Regions from separate parts of the Homo sapiens genome. Here region 2 is linked to region 1. A link is a loop called in an ENCODE intact Hi-C map of the cell type or tissue named here. Cell type or tissue: HepG2. All regions are shown on one strand. Each heading gives the region's core, and the rest is flanking DNA. Links, peaks and the distances in the headings are about the cores only.

Region 1 (10,611 bases), core at 4,229-6,728:
CCACTACTCCCTACACGTTAAATCAATATGAAAATTCTTCCAATTTCACAGAGGCAGTAAAGTTCTTAATTCCAGCCACTCACATATTAGAAAAATGCTGAGACTCTAAGTCAAATATTGTGAAAATATGAACCAATATTAACATAAGATTATGGTTACTAAAACTACGTAACATGGGTGATCTGGGGTAATACATGTGGCATAAGCCTGTAATCTGGATCTCTTTTCCTGTTAGTTCATGGCCTCTTGTGATAAGTGTATCTCATGACACACTTTAATATTGCTAGTTTATTTTCTTATTAGGAATGAATGATTGCTCTCCTCTTCAATTGCCTTTAACTTATACAAAATTACATGTTTCTACTCATATTTGTTATTTATCTATGATTATATCATATATTTTGAAATAATTTTATTTAAACTCAGAAACATAATATAAATAAGAACTACTAAAATGTAGCCACCAATTAGCGTGCACACAAAGACACAGGCTCTGAACTAGGTCATTAATAAACAATATTTCTACTCTTCACAATAATCCTAGAAATGTAGATATTAATATTCTTATTTTACAGATGAAAATATTTGCCCAACATCACACTATTGAGAGCAGAAAAAGATTCAAATCCCGTCTTGACCCCAAAGTCCTTGTCTTTGCACAATGCCAGCTCTACGCAAATTTTTAACCTGGTGTGATATATTATCATGGAATAAGCAAAGCAATTCTCATTAGAGACTATCTTCTAGGGTCCAATATTAAGCTCCAATATGAAGAAAGCAGAATTAAGACTTTCAACTCCTATTTTGTACAACCTTCTATATTTTCATGACAAATATACTAATCTCAGTTGGAAACTGAGTAACTATTACCTGTATCAGTAATCTGTGGTGGGGAAAATGACCTGATCACTATAAGGCCTTGTGTTTTCTGTGGAACAGATATAAGAGGTGGTAGACTTAACACTGGCTACTGGTTAAATGATACAAAGCTTGCATCCAGGCTCTACAATTTATTATGTGCCTTAGGTGAGTCTCTAAGCCTCTTCATCATCCTATAAAATTCTGTATCACAAGGTTACCCTGAAGATTAAATGAGTGATGTGGGTGAAATCAATCAGCTGTACATGACATAGAAAGTGCTGAATTAAATGTTTTTTGAAATTCTGTAGCTACAGCATAATAAAGGTATAATAATTTGACATATTTCATTTTCCTAAAATATAAGATTGAGAAAATAATACTTGCAAGCGAAGTGCAATGGTACCTTTGGAGGAAAGGAACTAAGTTCTGAGTATTCATATTATCACTACCTTGCTACACCTCCATAATCTAAACCTTCTTCTCCTGGAAAAATCACCCACAAACGTCTTCGCAGATCTTGGGGACTGAAGCTCATTATCTAAAAAAAAATAAAGTAAAATAATTGGTGAAAAAAGCTATTGAAACACTGTCTACCACTTCTAGGTTTGACATCTCCTTCGTTATAGGTAACTGAAATCTCCCATGACACAGAAAGGTGTTCATGGTCTAGTCAAAACCACACATACAGAAAATACATTATAGTAACGTTTAATAATATTTTATTATATACATCTATATTTTTATATACCTTATACACGTGATTTTATTTATTTATTTACTTTTAGACAGTCTCTCCCTCGTTGCCCAGGCTGGAGTGCAATGGCACAATCTCGGCTTACCACACCTCCACCTCCCAGGTTCAAGCGATTCTCTTGCCTTAGCCTCCCAAGTAGCTGGAACTACAGGTGTGCGCCACCACGCCCGGCTAATTTTGTATTTTTAGTAGAGACGGGGTTTTGCCATGTTGGCCAGGCTGGTCTCAAACTCCTGACCTCAGGTGATCCACCGGCCTTGGCCTCCCAAAGTGCTGGGATTACAGACGTGAGCCATCATGCCCGGCCGTGATTTTATTTTTAATGATGCTACTATTGACTTATAATGTTGCCTGTATCAATTACTTAGAACATAGATGGGCATGGTCAGAGGTTGGGTGGGGTTTTTGTGGTTTGGTTATTAGGTTTGGTTTTGACTCATAGCCAAAGGTACACGTAACAGCTAACTGGCTAACCGAGAAATGAAAACCAGTAGCTGCAGAGAGACCCAGTTAACTTTGGAAACTCATTCTCAGCGGCAACCGATAACTACCTACAAAAACTACTCAAATTTTGTGTCCCACTATAGGTGGTTAATAGGATCATCTTCATATTTGAAGGACAGTACATTACTGAGCTACAATCAATAGGTCATTTGGTTTCCTGCCACGTAAAACAAATTATTTGACCAAAATTGTGTGTGTATAGCACTGCATATATCAATTACTCTTACAAAAAAATACAGAAGAACATGGAAAGGGAGAAGTTGATATAATGCCTATACTTTATTGAGTGATAAGAATGAATTACCACACTTAAATATCCAGAGAGGATCAGTAAGTATACCTGTTTATGCCAAGTTCTCTCAGTTCCCCCACAAAACCATCACATTTATGAATTCACATCCCACTCAAGCCAGAAAATCCCAGATGTAACAAAAAACTTCAATGCTTATGACATATGTACGTTTATGCCAAGTATTCTACAAATAGTATAGGCTAGGTATACAGCAACGCAAATGAGAAATGTCACAAGGTTAAAACTATCTTTAAATAATTCCTTTTGAGTTCCCGACCGCGGGCGATGGCTGCCGCTGGGGGCGCCCGGCTGCTGCGCGCCGCTTCTGCGGTCCTCGGCGACCCGGCCGGCCGGTGGCTGCACCACGCCGGGTCCCGCGCTGGAGCCAGCGGCCTGCTGAGGAGCCGGGGACCGGGCCGGAGCGCGGAGGCGAGCCGGCCGCTGAGCGTGTCGGCAGGGGCGCGGAGCAGCTCAGAAGATAAAGTGACAGTCCACTTTATAAACTGTGATGGTGAAACATTAACAACCAAAGGAAAAGTTGGTGATTCTCTGCTAGACGTTGTGGTTGAAAATAATCCAGATATTGATGGCTTTGGTGCATGTGAGGGAACTCTGGCTTGTTTAACCTGTCATCTCATCTTTGAAGATCACATATATGAGAAGTTAGATGCAATCACTGATGAGGAGAATCACATGCTCGATCTGGCATATGGACTAACAGATCACAGTTGGGCTGCCAAATCTGTTTGACAAAATCTATGGACAATATGACTGTTCGAGTGCCTGAAACAGTGGCTGATGCCAGACAATCCATTGATGTGGGCAAGACCTCCTGAACTAGAACAAATAGGAATATTTTCATGGAATTTTACCTATTTTTATAATTATTATTTAAGTGATAAAATGAGTACATGGATGAGTGGATTCTGTATTATGACTAGCTTTACTATTTTAATTCACCTTGTATAACTACTAAATTTTGTCATTCTTGAAAGTATGCAGCTCTGCCTCTGCCTCTGCCTGCCTCTGCCTGCCCCTGCCCCTGCCCCTGCCCCTGCCCCTGCCTCTGCCTCTCCCGTCTCCCTCTCCCCACGGTCTCGCTCTCCCTCTCTTTCCACGGTCTCCCTCTGATGCCGAGCCGAAGCTGGACTGTACTGCTGCCATCTCGGCTCACTGCAACCTCCCTGCCTGATTCTCCTGCCTCAGCCTGCCCAGTGCCTACGATTGCAGGCACGCGCCGCCACGCCTGACTGGTTTTCGTATTTTTTTGGTGGAGACGGGATTTCGATGTGTTGGCCGGGCCGGTCTCCAGCTCCTAACCGCGAGTGATCCGCCAGCCTTGGCCTCCCGAGGTGCCGGGATTGCAGACGGAGTCTCGTTCACTCAGTGCTCAATGGTGCCCAGGCTGGAGTGCAGTGGCGTGATCTCGGCTAGCTACAACCTCCACCTCCCAGCCGCCTGCCTTGGCCTCCCAAAGTGCCGAGATTGCAGCCTCTGCCCGGCCGCCACCACGTCTGGGAAGTGAGGAGCATCTCTGCCTGGCCGCCCATCGTCTGGGATGTGAGGAGCCCCTCTGCCTGGCTGCCCAGTCTGGAAAGTGAGGAGCGTCTCTGCCCGGCCGCCATCCCATCTAGGAGTGAGGAGCGCCTCTTCCCGGCCGCCATCACATCTAGGAAGTGAGGAGCGTCTCTGCCCGGCCGCCCATGGTCTGGGATGTGGGGAGCGCCTCTGCCCCGCCGCCCCGTCTGGGATGTGAGGAGCGCCTCTGCCCAGCCGCGACCCCGTCTGGGAGGTGAGGAGCATCTCTGCCCAGCCACCCCGTCTGAGAAGTGAGGAGACCCTCTGCCTGGCAACCGCCCCGTCTGAGAAGTGAGGAGCCCCTCCGCCCGGCAGCCGCCCCGTCTGGGAAGTGAGGAGCGTCTCCACCCGGCAGCCACCCTGTCCGGGAGGGAGGTGGGGGGGTCAGCCCCCCCGCCCGGCCAGCCGCCCTGTCCTGGAGGTGCGGGGTGCCTCTGCCCGGCCGCCCCTACTGGGAAGTGAGGAGCCCCTCTGCCAGGCCACCACCCCGTCTGGGAGGTGTACCCAACAGCTCATTGAGAACGGGCCATGATGACAATGGCGGTTTTGTGGAATAGAAAGCGGGGAAGGGTGGGTAAAGGATTGAGAAATCGGATGGTTGCCGTGTCTGTGCAGAAAGAAGTATACATGGGAGACTTTTCATTTTGTTCTGTACTAAGAATAATTCTTCTGCCTTGGGATCCTGTTGATCTGTGACCTTACCCCCAACCCTGTGCTCTCTGAAACATGTGCTGCGTCCACTCATGGTTAAATGGATTAAGGGCGGTGCAAGATGTGCTTTGTTAAACAGATGCTTGAAGACAGCATGCTCGTTAAGAGTCATCACCACTCCCTAATCTCAAGTACCCAGGGACACAAACACTGCGGAAGGCCGCAGGGTCCTCTGCCTAGGAGAACTAGGGACCTTTGTTCACTTGTTTATCTGCTGACCTTCCCTCCACTATTGTCCTATGACCCTGCCAAATCCCCCTCTGCGAGAAACACCCAAGAATGATCAATAAAAGAAAAAAAAAAGAAAGTATGCAATTTTTATTTTGGTTATATTACAAAAATGTCAGTCAGATATTAAAAAATAGTTAATGTGATAGAAAAACCTTACATATTTTTTCTTATGTTTGTTTAGCGACTTTAGCAAAATGTTTTCATATAATCTCATCTGTTTACCTAGAAGATAGGTTAAGGAAATATATTATTATTCCTGTTTGATGTAGGTGAAGGCAGAGATCTAACCTGGCTTGTTTAGGGCCATACCACTAATTGGAAAATCTGTACTAGAACCTGTGTCTTATTACTATAAGCTATTATGTTCAGACTGAAACTGGAGAAATTACGACAATTTATAGCAGTAGTTAAATCTGAATGTGTATGGACAAAAATATTTAATTGCTCAGTAAACTGCTTAACTTCAAAGATAGTTATTAACCTCATAAATATTTCAAAATTTTGATTCTGAAGTCTAAGTCTGAACACAGACATAACACTATCAAAGAAGTTTGATCTCTGTTTTGACTCAACTAGAGGAAAAATGATTGGATGGGTTTATTCTTTTCTAAGCAGAATGGTTTAACTTTGTACTCTTTGAAAAACAATGCTGATTTCTAAATCTCTGCCTATAACAGAATGGAAACCTTATGAATGAATTGTGTTTCTCTGTCCTGAGCTGGAGAAGGGAATGAGCAGGCTGACAGGTCGCACAGCCCCAGGTGGCGCCATTCTCTCATGCAAGGATGGGGCTCCAGGGTGAGCAGCGTGGGCTGCAGTGTGTCAGTCCCAGGAGGGAGGGAGTGGCGAGCACCACAGATTACCACATATGTGTGGAAGACATTTGTATCCTTATCTTTACTATAAATAAATCCATAAAAGTTAAAAAAAAATTCCTTTTAACAAATGTCTAATATGAAGGAAAAAAAATTGTTTTCTCCTGTACTTTCCCCCATAACCAGTTGTGCTGTGTTAACAGAAGAAACACTATCCCAGAGCAATTTTATCCAACAACTATCCAAAGAAAATCTGATGCTAATTTTGCAATTAGTTTTGTTACCTTTAAGCAATCAAATTGTTCTCTTATATTTTTATTAACCAGTTATTTGATGGATGTCAAATCTAGGGTGACAGCTTTAAAAACTGTTTTAGAACCATCTAGTCAGTTATTTTGCAAAAGACTTTAGGTTTCAAAGTCAAAAGATAAAGGAACAGTTTAATCATGTTTTGCATCTTTCCAGGACTGGTAAGAGGTAAGCAAGTTGCTTCAAGAAACTCGTCCAACAGAGTGATAAAAGGGTGGTTATGAACATAAAATTAGAAATGGGCAAGGACTAGGGTGGGGAATGGCCTGTGACACTTACATCAGATCAAGGGGATGACTCATAATTCTCTAAATGGCCTCAGTAAAGCTCCACTTCCCACTAAAAAGTTTTCTGCTCCTACATAGCAGGATGCCAACTGGCTTTTTCCTTTAATGTCAATAACTGACGTTCCATTAGGAAATGAAAAAAACTGATTCTGAAAGCAAGTAGCCAGCTACCACCAACTGTCTCAACCTCTTTTCCCTTTGCATTCAATTCCGTACTTCTTGAAGCTGTAGTTGCTACAATACCACTGGTGCTTGAAAATAATCACTTCCACATCTGGCTATAAAACAAGGACTAACCAGATGTTTTCATTTTAAGACATTTTTTCACTAGTTATTTTAATCTTCTACATAACACAATCATTTTAACATTTAGTTGCAGTAGGTTATTAGTAATATCTGCAAGATAAAGGCGAATAGTAGACTAACTCAAGTTTTTTTTTTTTTTTTTTTTTTTTTAAATTGAGATGGAGTTTTGCTCTTATTGCCCAGGCTGGAATGCAATGGCACGATCTCGGGTCACTGCAACCTCCACCTCCCAGGTTCAGGTGACTCTCCTGAGTAGCTTTACAGGATTACAGGCATCAGCCACCAGGCCCAGCTAATTTTTATATTTTTAATAGAGACAAGGTTTCACCATCTTGGCCAGGCTGGTCTCAAACTCCTGACCTCAGGTGATGTACCCGCCTCAGCCTCCCAAAGTGCTGGGATTACAGGCATGAGCCACCGTGCCCAGCGAGTAAATTAACTCAAGTTCTGAAGACAAGTGAAAAAATCTGCTGACTACTTCTGAAAACTCATATATATCTTTTTTTAGATACTGTCACCAATGACCACTTTTTTTCCTGTTAAGAGTAACATACGCTTATTGTAAAAATCCAAGTAATACTGAAGTGTTAAAACAAGTCTTCCCCTCTCCTTTCTACAATCTGATAATGTTCATATGGGTATTTCCAGACCTTTGGCTACCAAAAACCTATTATCTTACCTATGCATTTATTTCAAATCATACCAGTTTAGAAATGGAAACCTGAAACACACACACACACACACAAACCTATTATCTTACCTATGCATTTATTTCAAATCATACCAGTTTAGAAATGGAAACCTGAAACACACACACACACACACACACACACACACACACACACACACCCCTTAAGCCCTAAGGTGGCTGGCAATGAGATCGCACTTGAAAAATTCAAGGACTTCAACTCAAGAAGTTCCAAACCATTCAGATTAAACTGACAGCACCAAAAGCGGGTCCTAAGCTAGCAGCCAGGGGGGAAATTATTGAGAGAATGAAACAGTACCTGTTGAAAGGAATCCTCAAACAATGTTTTTCTTGTCACTGTAATCTTTATGTGCTGTGGCATGGCCAGTTGCTGAAATAGAAGAATGACTTAAGTCAACTCTCATCATTAAAATAGCCTATCAAAAAAATCAAAAGGGGAAAGTTTTATTTACTTTTATCTTTCCTTACAGAAACAAGTAGACTATGAATATAAATTTATATTCAATAATGTTTACCAATGCATCTGTGAGTATTCATGCTAATTACAGATTAATATATGCAAACAGAAGAACCACAAGATTGATCTCATATGCACACTGCTTACTTAATAATGTGTCAAATAAATCTTTACTTAATCTTATTTTCCAACAGTTAATCCAGATTCTTCTTGCTTCCATGGGTCCAGTTAATTACAAGAGTTTCAAGTGTAAAAATATTCATCACAGTAACTTTGACTAGGGCATTCATTTGATTTAGAACCCATAAAAAATCATTAATTCCAGTAAATATCTATACATAAGAAATAGTTGATCACATCTGAAAAAAACACTGAATATAACATCTATGTATGGACATGTTCATGTATGTATGAACATGTATTTATCTATCAAAGTCAGTTATATCAAACGATAGATATAAAAATGGCTGGTGTCCGGGCATGCTGGTTTATGCCTGTAATCCCAGCACTTGGGGAAGATGAGGCAGGAGGATCATTTGAATCCAGGAGTTCAAAACCAGCCTGGGCAACATAAGGGGACCCTGTCTCTACTAAAAATTAGCCAGGTGTGGTGAAGTGCATCTGTAGTGTCAGCTAGCGAGAAGGCTGAGGCAAGAGGATCACTTGAGCCCAGGAGGTCAAGGCTGCAGTAAGCCATGATGGCACCACTGCACTCCAGCCTGGGTGACAGAGTGAGATCCTGTCTCAGAAAAAATAACACATAAAAATAAAGTAGCTGGTTAAAATTATATCAGAAAATGCTTTTACTTACATTTGAAGATTCCTGCAATCTGAAAGTAATGGCTACTGAGGAAAAAGTGACAATGTTTGCTTATTCAGATGGTTTCAAGTTTAATTTTCTTCTTTAAAAAAAAGAAATATATATATATATATATTTACAGAGGTAAGGCCTCAATATGTTGCCCAGACTGGTCCTGAACTCCTGAGCTCAAGTGATCTGCCCACCTCGGCCTCCCCAAGTGCTGGGATTACATGAGGTTTAATTTTCTGAATAACCAAAGTCACAAATGATCTAATTGATAAATCTATTTATTTGCTCTAAAAATAGATGAAAGAGATTCTAATGCTTCCCATTTTACCTGTTTTTCTGTGAGTTAAGTATTTTCACAATCACTGTGTAATATAAAGCAACACAACAAAGTTAAGGCAGTACAGAGATACAGTTCCAATACTAACCTGACACCAGAACCGGAAATACTGAACCTTTGCTTTGAAGTCCCGAACATAGGCTATCTGAGGTCCATTGTCTCTGAGGAAGAACAAGGGTTAACAGGACATATATAGCTGCTTGTAAAAGATAATGCTGAAGGAAAGCAAAATATCCCACCCTCTCTCAGCACTTACTAACCAAATTCAAAAATATAGCATATTCCTAACAAAACCATTCTTTGCTTTTTGAGAGATATTTCCCCAAGAATACTTTTAAGTAACAGAAAAAACAAACAAAAAACTTTGATTTTGTTGAAACTACTGTTGTGGGATTTTCTTTTCTATGCTGCCAAATCTAAGAGGGCTAAGTAAAGGGGTTTCTATCTGAGAATGCTGTCTATCCCAACATCAATTCCCTCCTTTATCTTTAAGTAAAACCCTTGCTATTTAACTAAGTAGAATGCTACATATAATAAAGACTACATTTCTCTATATGGCCATGTGACTTAAGTCTCTAAGTGAAAGTGGCATATGAAACGTTCAAGAAGGATCTTTTTGGCCAGGTGCAGTGGTTCACACCTATAAATCCCAGCACTTTGGGAGGCTGAGGCGGGTGGATCATCTGAGGTCAGGAGTTTGAGACCAGCCTGACCAACATGTTGAAACTCTGTCTCTACTAAAAATTATAAAAATTAGCCGGGTGTGGTGGCAGGTGCCTCTAATCCCATCTACTTGGGAGGCTGAGGCAGGAGAATCACTTGAACCTCAGAGGTCAAGGCTGCAGTGAGCTGAGATTGCACCACTGCACTCCAGCAAGGGTGACAAAGCTAGACTCCGTCTAAAAAAAAAAAGGAAGGATTTTCTAAAAGACAGCTAAAATAGCTAAAAAGTGTGTGAGTGTGTGTGTGTGTGTGTGTGTGTGTGTTTATAATTTGCCCTTCCTCCAAATTCCAGCCTGGAGTGTGACCCTGATAGCTTAAGTTTCAGCAGCTGTCACAGACCATGAGGTCACTTTGAAGAATGAGACCATACTCTAGGATGGTAGAAAAGACAGAAGAATTTTAGATCACTATGACACCATGGGGTTTCTCAGCTAGCCTTGGACTTAATACCACTGCATTATCTCCCTCTTAAAAATTCAATGTATATCAGTGTAGAAATACAACTGATTTTGTACATTGACTTTATATTCTGTTACGCTGTTAAATTCACTTACTAGTTCTAGTAATTTTTTCTAGATTCTTCATGATTTTCTGTATACAAACGTTATTTGTGTGAGGGGAAAAGAGACAGTTTTACTTCTTCCTTTCCAATTTATACATCTTATATTTCTTTTCTTTTCTTTCTTTTTTTTTTTGAGATGGAGTCTTGCTCTGTCTCCCAGGCTGGAGTGCAGTGGCGCAATCTCTGCTCACTGTAACCTCTGACCCAGAGGTTCAAGCGATTCTCCTGCCTCCGCCTCCTGAGTAGCTGGGATTACAGGTGCCCACCACCATGACTGACTAATTTTTGTATTTTTAGTAGAGACGGGGTTTAGCCATGTTGGCCAGGCTGGTCTCAAACTCCTGGCCTCAAGTGATCTGCCTGC
Region 2 (10,611 bases), core at 4,788-7,287, 220 kb after region 1:
GGTGCGATCTCGGCTCACTGTGACTTCTGCCTCCTGGGTTCAAGTGATTTTCCTGTCTCAGCCTCCCAAGTAGCTGGGATTACAGGCATGTACCACCACACCTGGCTAATTTTTGTATTTTTAGTAGAGATGGGGTTTTGCCATGTTGGCCAGGCTGGTCTCAAACTCTTGACCTCAGGTGATCTGCCCACCTTGGCCTCCCAAAGCGCTGGGATTAGAGGTGTGAGCCACCGCGCCTGGCCGATTATTTATTTATTAAAAAATTTCTTTTTTGAGTCAGGGTCTGTCTGTCACCCAGGCTGGAGTGCAATGGTGTGATCATAGCTCACTGCAGCGTCGACCTCCTGGGCTCAAGCAATCCTCCTGCCTCAGCCTCCCAAATAGCTGGAACCATAGGCATGCACCACCATTCCCGGCTAGTTTTTGTTTGTTTGTTTTTGAGACAGGATCTCACTCTGTCACTCAGGCTGGAGTGCAGTGGCACAATCATGGCTCATTGTAGGCTCAAACTCCTGGGCTCAAGTGATCCTCCTGCCTCAGCCTCCCAAGTAGCTAGGACTACAGGCGCATGCTACCATGCCTGGTTAATTTTTGTATTTTTAATAGGGACGGGGTTTCACCCTGTTGACCAGGCTGGTCTTGAACACCTGAGCTCAAGAGATCTGCCCGCCTCAGCCTACGAAAGTGCTGGGATTACAGGTGCATGCCACGTGCCTTGCTAGTTTTTAAATTTTTCTGTAGAGACGGGGTCTCCCTATGTCGCTCAGTCTGGTCTTGAACTCCTAGGCTCAAACAATCCTCATGCCTCCAGCTTCCCAAAGTGCTGGGATTACAGGTGTGAGCCACCTCACCCAGCCTCAAATATCCTCGTTTCCTAGCAAAAGCCGAGGTAGTAAGAGATATTAGTTTTGAGCTTAGGTTCTGGAGTTAAGTACCTGATTTTGAATTCTGGCTTTGCCAGTTAAAAACTGTGTGATCCGTGCTAGTTACTTAATTCTCCTAAGCCTCAAGTTCCTCAACTGTGAAATATGAATAAAGACCATACTCACCTCACAGTGCCTACCACACAGTATGTCTATGATTATTATCAGGTGAAGTCAAACCAGATCTCCAATGCCAGGCTCCAGTGCCCCTCATATTTTCCCCTGAGCCTTCATTCCCAACCCTGACATGACAGGACTGGTCCATCCCAGACTTGCATATGTTCTGGAGCATTTCCTGAAGTTTGTTACTGTTGACAGGAGTTCTGTGATTCATTAAGTTTCAGAAATGCTAAATTAAACAAAGTTCACCAAGTGTCTTAACTTCAGGCCTTTCAGAGCCTCTACCATATGCTAAGCTGCTTATTAGACTGGTGGCATGCAGAGCTTTCCCAAACCAAATGAGTCAAGGGCCACCTTATTCTCCCAGGATTATTTCCTGGAACGAGCAAGAAGGAGCCGTGACCATGGCGGTGGATCCTGGTAGCACCCTGGGAAGCATGCTTGATCTCCTGCAGCCCCTCTCCTGGGCCAGAGCCCAGAGGCTAGGTGACTTACCCACAATAGAGACAGAAGGGACATCCAGTAGGTTCACAGAGGAGTTGCTTCTCAGGCTCCTGTCATCTCGGAGCTTCTCCTCAGGTGGCAGGTGGCTGTTGGCAGTGAAGAAGCAGAGGAAGACCAGCAGGGTGGCCAGGAGTAAGCGGGTGACATCCATCCCAGGAGGCCTGAGTGGGACAGAGAAGGTGGTCAGGTGGGTGGGTCAGGGGTAATGGTAAGAGGCCTTCCTGCTTTCTTTGTGCTTCTTTGGGCTGGTGTTGTGACCCTGTTAGGCAAGTGTCCTGGTGGAGCTGGAGGATTAGCAAGGCTTAGGATGGGGAAGGGGAATTGATGAGGGAAGAAGAGAGAAGAGAGATGGGAAGAGGAAGAGAGAAAGACAAGGAACAGAAGGAGATTGGAGCAAAGAGAAAAAGCAATGCATTGCACTGGTCTCTGCTGTCCAGAGGGTGGTGTGTTGGCTGCTTCTGTGTGTTTTTTTAATGTCTGTGGCCCCAGGAGACCCCAGGCCTGGGCAGAGTTGTTGAAAGGCCCCCAGTAGGGCCTCACAGTAGCAGAGATTTTATTAAGATGTACAGAATAAGGCTAATAAATTAAGTCTCAGTGAGAAAGATGAAGAGGTAAGTGGCCCCTTCAGACAAGCATATATGTTGGCTCATATCCTAGATTCCCAAACCCAGAGAGAACGAATGCAGGTATAGTTTGTGTCAGGAGGATGGAGCTGTTGACATAGGCCCCCTGGATTTATGTATTTATTTATTTGCTAGCTGGATTTTTTTTTTTTTAGATGGAGTCTCTCTCTTGTTGCCCAGGCTAGAGTGCAGTGGCATAATCTCGGCTCACTGCAACCTCCACCTCCCAGGTACAAGTGATTCTCCTGCCTCAGTCTCCTGCCCCAGTAGCTAGGGCTACAGGTGCCCATCACTATGCCAGGCTAATTTTTGTATTTTTTGTAGAGACAGGATTTTACCACATTGGCCAGACTAAGCATTTTATATTTTCTAACTCTTTTTATTTTTTTTGAGACAGAGTCTTGCTCTGTCAGCTAGGCTGGAGTGCAGTGGCACGATCTTGGCTCACTGCAACCTCCTCCTCCCAGGTTCAAGAGATTCTCGTGCCTCAGCCTCCAGAGTAGCTGGGATTACAGGTGCCCACCACCACACCTGGCTAATTTTTGTATTTTTAGTAAAGACGGGATTTCACCATGTTGGCCAGGCTGGTCTCGAACTCTTGTCCTCAAGTGATCCGCCAGCCACTGCCACTGCACCTGGCCTATATTTTCTAACTCAAGCTCATATAGTTTTTTTCTGTTGTCATTGTTTGTTTTGAGACAGAGTCTCACTGTCACCCAGGCTGGAGTGCAGTGGCACAATCTTGGGCCACTGCAGTCTCAACCTCCCAGGCTCAAGCCATCCTCCCACCTCATCCTCCTGAGTAGCTGGCACTACAGGCATGTGCAAACACACCTGGCTAATTTAAAAAAAAATTTTTTTTTGTAGGGATGAAGGCTCACTCTATTACCCAGGTTGGTCTTGAACTCCTGGGCTCAAGTGATCCTCCCACCTAAGCCTCCCAAAGTGAGCCACCACTCAGCCATATTTGTTCATTTGTGTGTATGTGTGTATATATATATACACTATATATATAATACTATATATATAGTATTATATATATCATATATTATATATACACTATATATATAATACTATATATAGTATTATATATATCATATATTATATATACACTATATATATACTATATATATTATATATATCATATATTATATATAGTATATATATACTATATATATTTTATAATATATATAATATATATATATAGTATGTATATATATATATATATGGCATCCCCCTTCTAAGATATTAACTCCTCAATGACAGGGGCTCTCCACCATGATTTCCAGCTTTATATTTTCTCACAGGAAGTAATAAATTCCATCCAAGCTTGGCTACTTCCTGGTCCCCATATGATGCTTGTCCTTTCCCACTGATCGCAGTGCTTAGCTTGCTATACAAACATTTATTTACTTATCATTTGTTAATGGTCATCAAAGCCCAAATGAGTGACTACAGTACTTATTTGCCCTTCTCACATTTCATATGGCATTTATCCAGTCTGGAGATAAGAATGGTTTTTACATTTTTAAATGATTCTATTAAAAAAAAAAAAAGAATATCCAACGGAGACCCTATGTGTTCCACAAAGCATAAAATATTTATTATCTGGCCTTTTACAGAAAAAGTTTGCCAACTCCGTCTAGATTGTAAGAATCATGATGGATTGGAATAAGAACATCATGTTTGCTCCATCAATATCTACTAACCGATGGAGCACTTAACTATTTCTTTTCTTTCTTTCTCTCTTTTTTTTTTTAAGATGGAATCTCACTCTGTTGCCCAGGATGGAGTGCAGTGGTGCGATCTTGGCTTACTGCAACCTCTGCCTCCCGGATTCAAGCAATTCTCCTGCCTCAGCCTCCTGAGTAGCTGGGACTACAGGTGCTTGCCACCACGCCCAGCTAATTTTTGTATTTTTTGTAGAGACAAGGTTTCACCATGTTGGCCAAGCTGATCTCAAACTCCTGACCTCAAGTGATCTGCCTGCCTTGGCTTCCCAAAGTGCTGGGGTTACAGGTGTGAGCCACCGCACCCAGCCCAACTATTTCTTCAGGAAAAGATATTGATGACCTTTATTAAAAGGCTAATGTGCCAATAATATTTCTCATTAATTTATCAGACTTCAGATTTGTTTTAGTACAGGACTGGGTCCTAATGAGACAAGAGCTAGGACTGGTAAACTTGGATTGTGGAGGCAGAGGAAAAATTACATCATGAATAGTTATCATAATGTTTTGAAACTTATTATTATATCATGCTGTCTAGAATTCATAAAGATTCAATACAGTAACATTTGGAATAGAAATATGAAATATTTGTAAACTAGATAATATTTTAGTTACATAAAATTAAATATATATTTAAAATTTTTATTCTGTATCATTGATCTCTTCCAAAAGCAATATTGTTTTTAATTTTTAGCTTCTGATTGTTGCTAAAAAGACCATTTTTCAAATAACAGCATCTAGCTTTAATGGGTATTAATTAGGAAGGCAAATTAGAAATAAATTCAACCCGGCTGGGCTGGTGGCTCACGCCTATAATCCCAGCACTTTGGGAGGCTGAAGCGAATGGATCACTTGGGGTCAGGAGTTCGACCTGGCCAACATGGTGAAACCCCGTTTCTACTAAAAATACAAAAATTAACCAGGTGGTGGCCTCCTGAGTAGATGCCTATAAATCCACCTACTCAGGAGGCTGAGGCAGGAGAATCGCCTGAACCCAGGGGGAGGAAGTTGCAGTGAGCTGAGATCGTACCACTTCACTCCAGCCTGGGTGAAAGAGGGAAACTGTCTCAAAAAACAAAAAACAAAAAACAAAAAAAAAAAAGAGAAAGAAAGAGAGAGAGAAAGAAAGAAAAAGAAAGAAAGAAATTCAACTTTAAAAAACAAGGAAAGTAAAGGATGGAGATGTGGTGGAATGTGGTGGGAAGCTCTGATTAACAAAAGGCTCTTAGCAGGGAGTGGCGGCACAAGACTGTGTTCCCAGCTACTCGGGTGGCTGAGGTGGGAGAATCACCTGACCCCAGGAAGTTGAGGCTACAGTGAGCTGTGATTGTACCACTGCACTGTTACCCAGCCTGGGCAACACAGTGAGACTCTATCTCAAAAACAAAAACAAATGAGCTCGATTAAGGCAAGTTACAAGAGGCATGTTATAAATTAGGAGGCGGTACGTGTAGTTATTTTGTGTCTTTGGGTTTTCCTTACCATAAATAATATACTCATGGGCCAAAAACTGTAATGGGAATTTCTACAAAGAAGTGAGAGTGGCCGGAAAATCTGAGCTAGAAAAAGAGGCCAGGCATGGTGGCTCACGCCTATAATCCCAGCACTGGAGGAAGCCACAGGAGGAGGATTCCTTGATCTTAGGAATTTGAGACCAGCCTGGCAACATAGAGAGACCTCATCTCTACAAAAAATTTTTAAAAAATTAGCCGGGTGTTATCGGGTCCAGCCCTACTGGGTCTGTGGGTTTTTTCTCCTCATGTGTGGAGACGAGAGATCGTAGAAATAAAGACACAAGACAAAGAGACAGAATAAAATACAGCTGGGTCCGGGGGACCACTACCACCAAGGCACAGAGACCAGTAATGGCCCCGAATGCCTGGCTGTGCTGTTATTTATTGGATACAAGACAAGGGGGCAGGGTAAGGAGTGTGAGCCATCTCCAGTGATAGATAAGGTTACACAAGTCACGTGTCCACCAGACAGGAGGCCCTTCCCTGTTTGGCAGCCGAGGCGGAGAGAGAGGACAGTTTATGCCATTATTTCTTCTATGCATTTCAAAGACTTTAGTACTTTTACTAATTCTGCTACCACTCTCTAGAAGGCGGAGCCAGGTGTACGGGGTGGAACATGAAAGCGGACCAGGAGCGTGACCGCTGAAGCACAGCATCACAGGGAGATGGTCAGGCCTCTGGAGGCTGCGGGTGGGCCTGACTGATGTCAGGCCTTCCACAAGAGGTGGTGGAGCAGAGTCTTCTCTAACTCCCCCGGGGAAAGGGAGACTCCCTTTCTCGGTCTGCTAAGTAACCGGTGCCTTCCCGAGCACTGATGCTACCACTAGACCAAGGTCCACTAGGTAATGGGTGCCTTCCCAGGTGCTGGCATTACTGCTAGACCAGGAAGCCCTCTAGTGGCCCTGTCCGGGCGTAACAGAGGGCTCACACTCTTGTCTTCTGGTCACTTGCTCACCGTGTCCCTTCAGCTCCTATCTCTGTATGGCCTGGTTTTTCCTAGGTTATAATTGTAGAACAAAGATTATTATAATATTGGAATAAAGAGTAATGCTACAAACTAATGATTAATGATATTCATATATAATCACATCTATAATCTATTTCTAGTATAACTATTCTTATTCTATATATTTTCTTTATTATACTGGAGCAGCTTGTGCCCTCGGTCTCTTGCCTTGGCACCTGCGTGGCTTGCCACCCACAGGTGTGATAGTACACACCTGTGGTCCCAGCCTCTTGGGAGGGTGAGGTGGGAGGGAGGATTGCTTGAACCTGGGAGGTTGAGGCTCCAGTGAGCTGTGATCATACCAAAAAAGAAAAGAAAGGAAGAAAGAAAAAGGTGGCAGGAGTTTGGGGAAGATTAAGTTAGACCCAGGAACAGGATTGAGAACGAGGGGGCTGAATCAACAGTCCAGTTCAATATTCACAAATCCAAGGGGTAGTGGGACAGCTCATGACCAGAGGCCAATATCCATGGGACTGGATGTCCATGGACTGGCCAAAGTCCACAGTGATCACTTGCTCTGAACACTTCATAATGTAGGTACAAGCTCAGTTCACCATCAGAGCAGCCATAAGCCTAATGTAAACACTATTCACTGCACAATGGGTAGGCAGGAGATCTCACCAGGTCAAATCCCCAGCCTAACTCAGGAAAAGTGAATCCTAGGGGTTAGTTTAAGACAAACAGACCAACCCCCGGCAAAACAGTTCTCCTGGTAGAACCATACAGTTGGACTGAGTCTTGGATTGGTAAAGTCTCAGTGGAGTAAATCTTATTTGGGTATAATAGGGAGAAAGTTAAAGACCAGTATTCCTTACCTCAATTCTGGAGGGATATGTATATTCTAAATGTAATACAGGTCCATAATGTTTAGTTGTATTAGGATTCTTGGGGTCAGATGTTTTTTAGAATTCAGAACTTTGTGAACGTTAGAAAAATAGTATCATCCATATATTATGTTAAACCACATATAAGGGGTCTGGGAGAACCCTATAATGAAAATATTAATGCTTCTATAGCAAAAAGGCATGGATCTTCATAATAGGCAGGATGAATACAGACTATGAATTGATTCACATCAATTCGGGACGGGTTTTGTTGCCAAATGTCTTCAGGTAAGTTCAGATTTTGCTGCCAAATGAGTTGCCAAAGGGGGAACAAAACCTTATACTTTTCAGGGTGTTGGGATTTTGCAATTACAGGTAAACGTTTTTGGATCTGTACAGACCTTGTTGCTGTTATTACTCATTAGAGAAACACACTCCCTGCTATTAATACAGGACAATAATGCTAGGCCGGGCCCTGTGGCTCACGCCTATAATCCCAGCACTTTGGGAGGCCAAGGCAGGTGGATCACCTGAGGTCAGGAGTTCGAGACCAGCCTGACCAACATGGTGATAGCTCGTCTCTACTAAAAATACAAAAATTAGCTGGGTGTGGTGGCGCATGCCTGTAATCCCAACTACTTGGGAGGCTGAGGTAGAAGCATCACTTGAATCCAGGAGGCAGAGGTTGCAGTGAGCAAAGATTGTGCCACTGCACTGCAGGCTGGGTGACAGAGTAAGACTCTGTCTCAAAAAAAAAACGAAACAAAACAAAACAAAAAAACAGGACAATAATGCTGACAGCAATGAGTAGCTGTGTAACTGGGTTTCTCAACTGTCTTTCCACTCTGCAATGATGAAGACTGTTATTTGATGTGTGATATCTCTGATGACAGTTCTCCTTTTAAATTCATCATCTGTATTTAGGACTTAAGATGAGTTTCTCTTCAGCATGGTGGATAAAAAGAAGGATCCAGACACACGAGTCAGATCACTTGGATGAACCTGTCATTTAAATGGCTGCCTGACCCTAGGTCCACCTAGGTCTCAGCTTTCTCAGTTTTAAGGGCCCGGCACTCACGCCTATAAGCCCAGCACTTTGGGAAGCTGAGGTGGGTGCATCACTTGAGGCCAGGAGTTTGAGACCAGCATGGCCAACATGGTGAAACCCGTCTCTACTAAAAATACAAAAATTAGCCAGGCTTGGTGGTGCATGCCTATAATCCCAGCTACTTGGGAGGCTGAAGCAGAAGAATCGCTTGAACCGGGAGGCGGAGGTTGCAGTGAGCTGAGATTGTGCCATTGCACTCCGGCCTGGGCAACGGAGCAAGACTCTGTCTCTAAAAAATAAATAAATAAATAAATAAATAAATAAATAAATAAAATAAAATAAAAATAAGAGCGTAGGGAAAAGAAAGAGAGATCAGGCTGGGCGCGGTGGCTCACGCCCGTAATCCCAGCACTTTGGGAGGCTGAGGCAGGCGGATCATGAGGTCAGGAGATCAAGACCATCCTGGCTAACATGGTGAAACCCCGTCTCTACTAAAAATACAAAAAAATTAGGCGGGCGTGGTGGCAGACACCTGTAGTCCCAGCTACTCGGGAGGCTGAGGCAGGAGAATGGTGTGAACCCAAGAGGCAGAGCTTGCAGTGAGCTGAGTGAGCCACTGCACTCCAGCCTGGGCAACAGAGCGAGACTTCGTCTAAAAAAAAAATAAAAAAAAAAGAAAGAGAGATCAGGTTGTTACTGTGTCTATGTAGAAAAGGAAGACATAAAAAACTCCATTTTGATCTGTACTAAGAAAAATTGTTTCTGCTTTGAGATGCTGTTAACCTGTAACTTTAGTCCCAACCCTGTGCTCACAGAAACATGTGCTGTATTGAATCAAAGTTTAATGGATTTAGGGCTGTGCAGGATGTGCCTTGTTAACATGTTTGCAGGCAGTATGCCTGGTAAAAGTCATCGCCATTCTCCATTCTCGATTAACCAGGGACACAATGCACTGGACACAATGTCCGCAGGGACCTCTGCCCAAGAAAGCCTGGGTATTGTCCAAGGTTTCCCCCCACTGAGACAGCCTGAGATATGGCCTCGTGGGAAAGGAAAGACCTTACCATCCCCCAACCCGACACCCATAAAGGGTCTGTGCTGAGGGGGAGTAGTGAAAGAGGGAGGCCTCTTTGCAGTTGAGATAAGAGGAAGGCATCTGTCTCCTGCTCCTCCCTGGGAATGGAATGTCTCAGTGTACAGCCGACCATTCCCATTCATTTTATTCTAAGATAGGAGAAAATAGGAGAAAACCGCCCTGTGGCTAGAGGGGAGATATACTGACAACAATACTGCTCTGTTACTCTTTGCTACACTGAGATGTTTGGGTAAAGAAAAACATAAATCTAGCCTACGTGCACATCCAGGCACAGTACCTTTCCTTGAACTTACTCATGATACTAATTCCTTTGCTCACATGTTTCCCTGCTGACCTTCTCCCCACCTGTTGCCCTGCTACACTCCCCTCACTAAAATAGTAAAAATAATAATCAATAAATACTGAGGGAACTCAGAGACTGGCACCAGTGCGGGTCCTCTGTATACTGAGCACCGGTCTCCTGGGCCCACTGTTCTTTCTCTATACTTTGTCTCTGTGTCTTATTTCTTTTCTCAGTCTCTCGTCCCACCTGATGAGAAATACCCACAGGTGTGGAGGGGCAGGCCCCCTTCATAAGAGGATAGGACTATATGACTCACTATAGAGTCTGAGGCACAGAGTGGAAACTTGACAAAAATTTGTTATATGAATGAAAGAATCTACCTTCTATCCTTAATTCTATGAATCCTGTCTTAGTCTGTTTAGGTGACTATAACAAAATATCATAGACTGGGTGGTTTCTAAACAACGGAAATTTATTTCTCATGGTTCTGGAGGCTGGGAAGTCCAAGATCAAGGTGCAGGCAGATTCGATATCTAGTGAGGGCCTATTTCTTCATAGACAGCCATCATCTCTCTAATCTCACAAGGTGGAAGGGCTTTCCCTTGGGCCTCTTTTGTAAAGGCACTAGTCTCATTCATGAGGGCTCTGCCACCATGACCTAGTCACCTCCAAAAGGCCCCACCTCCTTACACTATAACCTTGGCAGTGAGGATTTCAACATCTGAATCTGAGAGGGCATAAACATTCAGAACATAGCAAATTCCTCATTTCCAATTCTTGCCTCCCTGTCATTGTGCCACTGGGCAGCTTAAATAGTTACACAGAGAAGGTCAGGCGCGGTGGCTCATGCCTGTAATCCCAGCACTTTGGGAGGCCGAGGCGGACGGATCACGAGGTCAGGAGATCAAGACCATCCTGGCTAACACGGTAAAACCCCGTC

The links. Peaks named below come from ENCODE experiments on the same cell type or tissue, not always from the same donor. Only the 100,000 strongest peaks of a DNase experiment are listed, where the experiment ranks them.
Region 2: a loop joins it to region 1, with 4 times the contacts of the local background. A loop is called at or near these places in 2 of 110 quality-filtered maps.

Annotation. Positions count from the first base shown.
Region 1 is chr20:34,468,560-34,479,170 of GRCh38, reverse strand. It overlaps ITCH (itchy E3 ubiquitin protein ligase), which reads right to left. Exons shown (of 25, transcript NM_031483.7): 15 at 9,051-9,123; 16 at 7,656-7,727; 17 at 1,311-1,399. It also overlaps the pseudogene FDX1P1. Among named protein-coding and RNA genes, the nearest start is that of MIR644A, 7.5 kb to the right of the region's middle. RefSeq lists an enhancer at 4,139-5,083 and a silencer at 5,732-5,821. In HepG2, for the core only: a CTCF peak has its summit at 5,706 (motif pointing right); a DNase peak (open chromatin) is centred at 5,710.
Region 2 is chr20:34,251,462-34,262,072 of GRCh38, reverse strand. ASIP (agouti signaling protein) reads right to left here. Exons shown (of 4, transcript NM_001672.3): 2 at 1,539-1,708. The coding sequence starts at 1,698. It also overlaps a transcript of AHCY not described here. Among named protein-coding and RNA genes, the nearest start is that of ASIP, 15 kb to the right of the region's middle. RefSeq lists an enhancer at 6,005-6,184. In HepG2, for the core only: a CTCF peak has its summit at 6,294 (motif pointing left); DNase peaks (open chromatin) are centred at 6,292 and 6,962.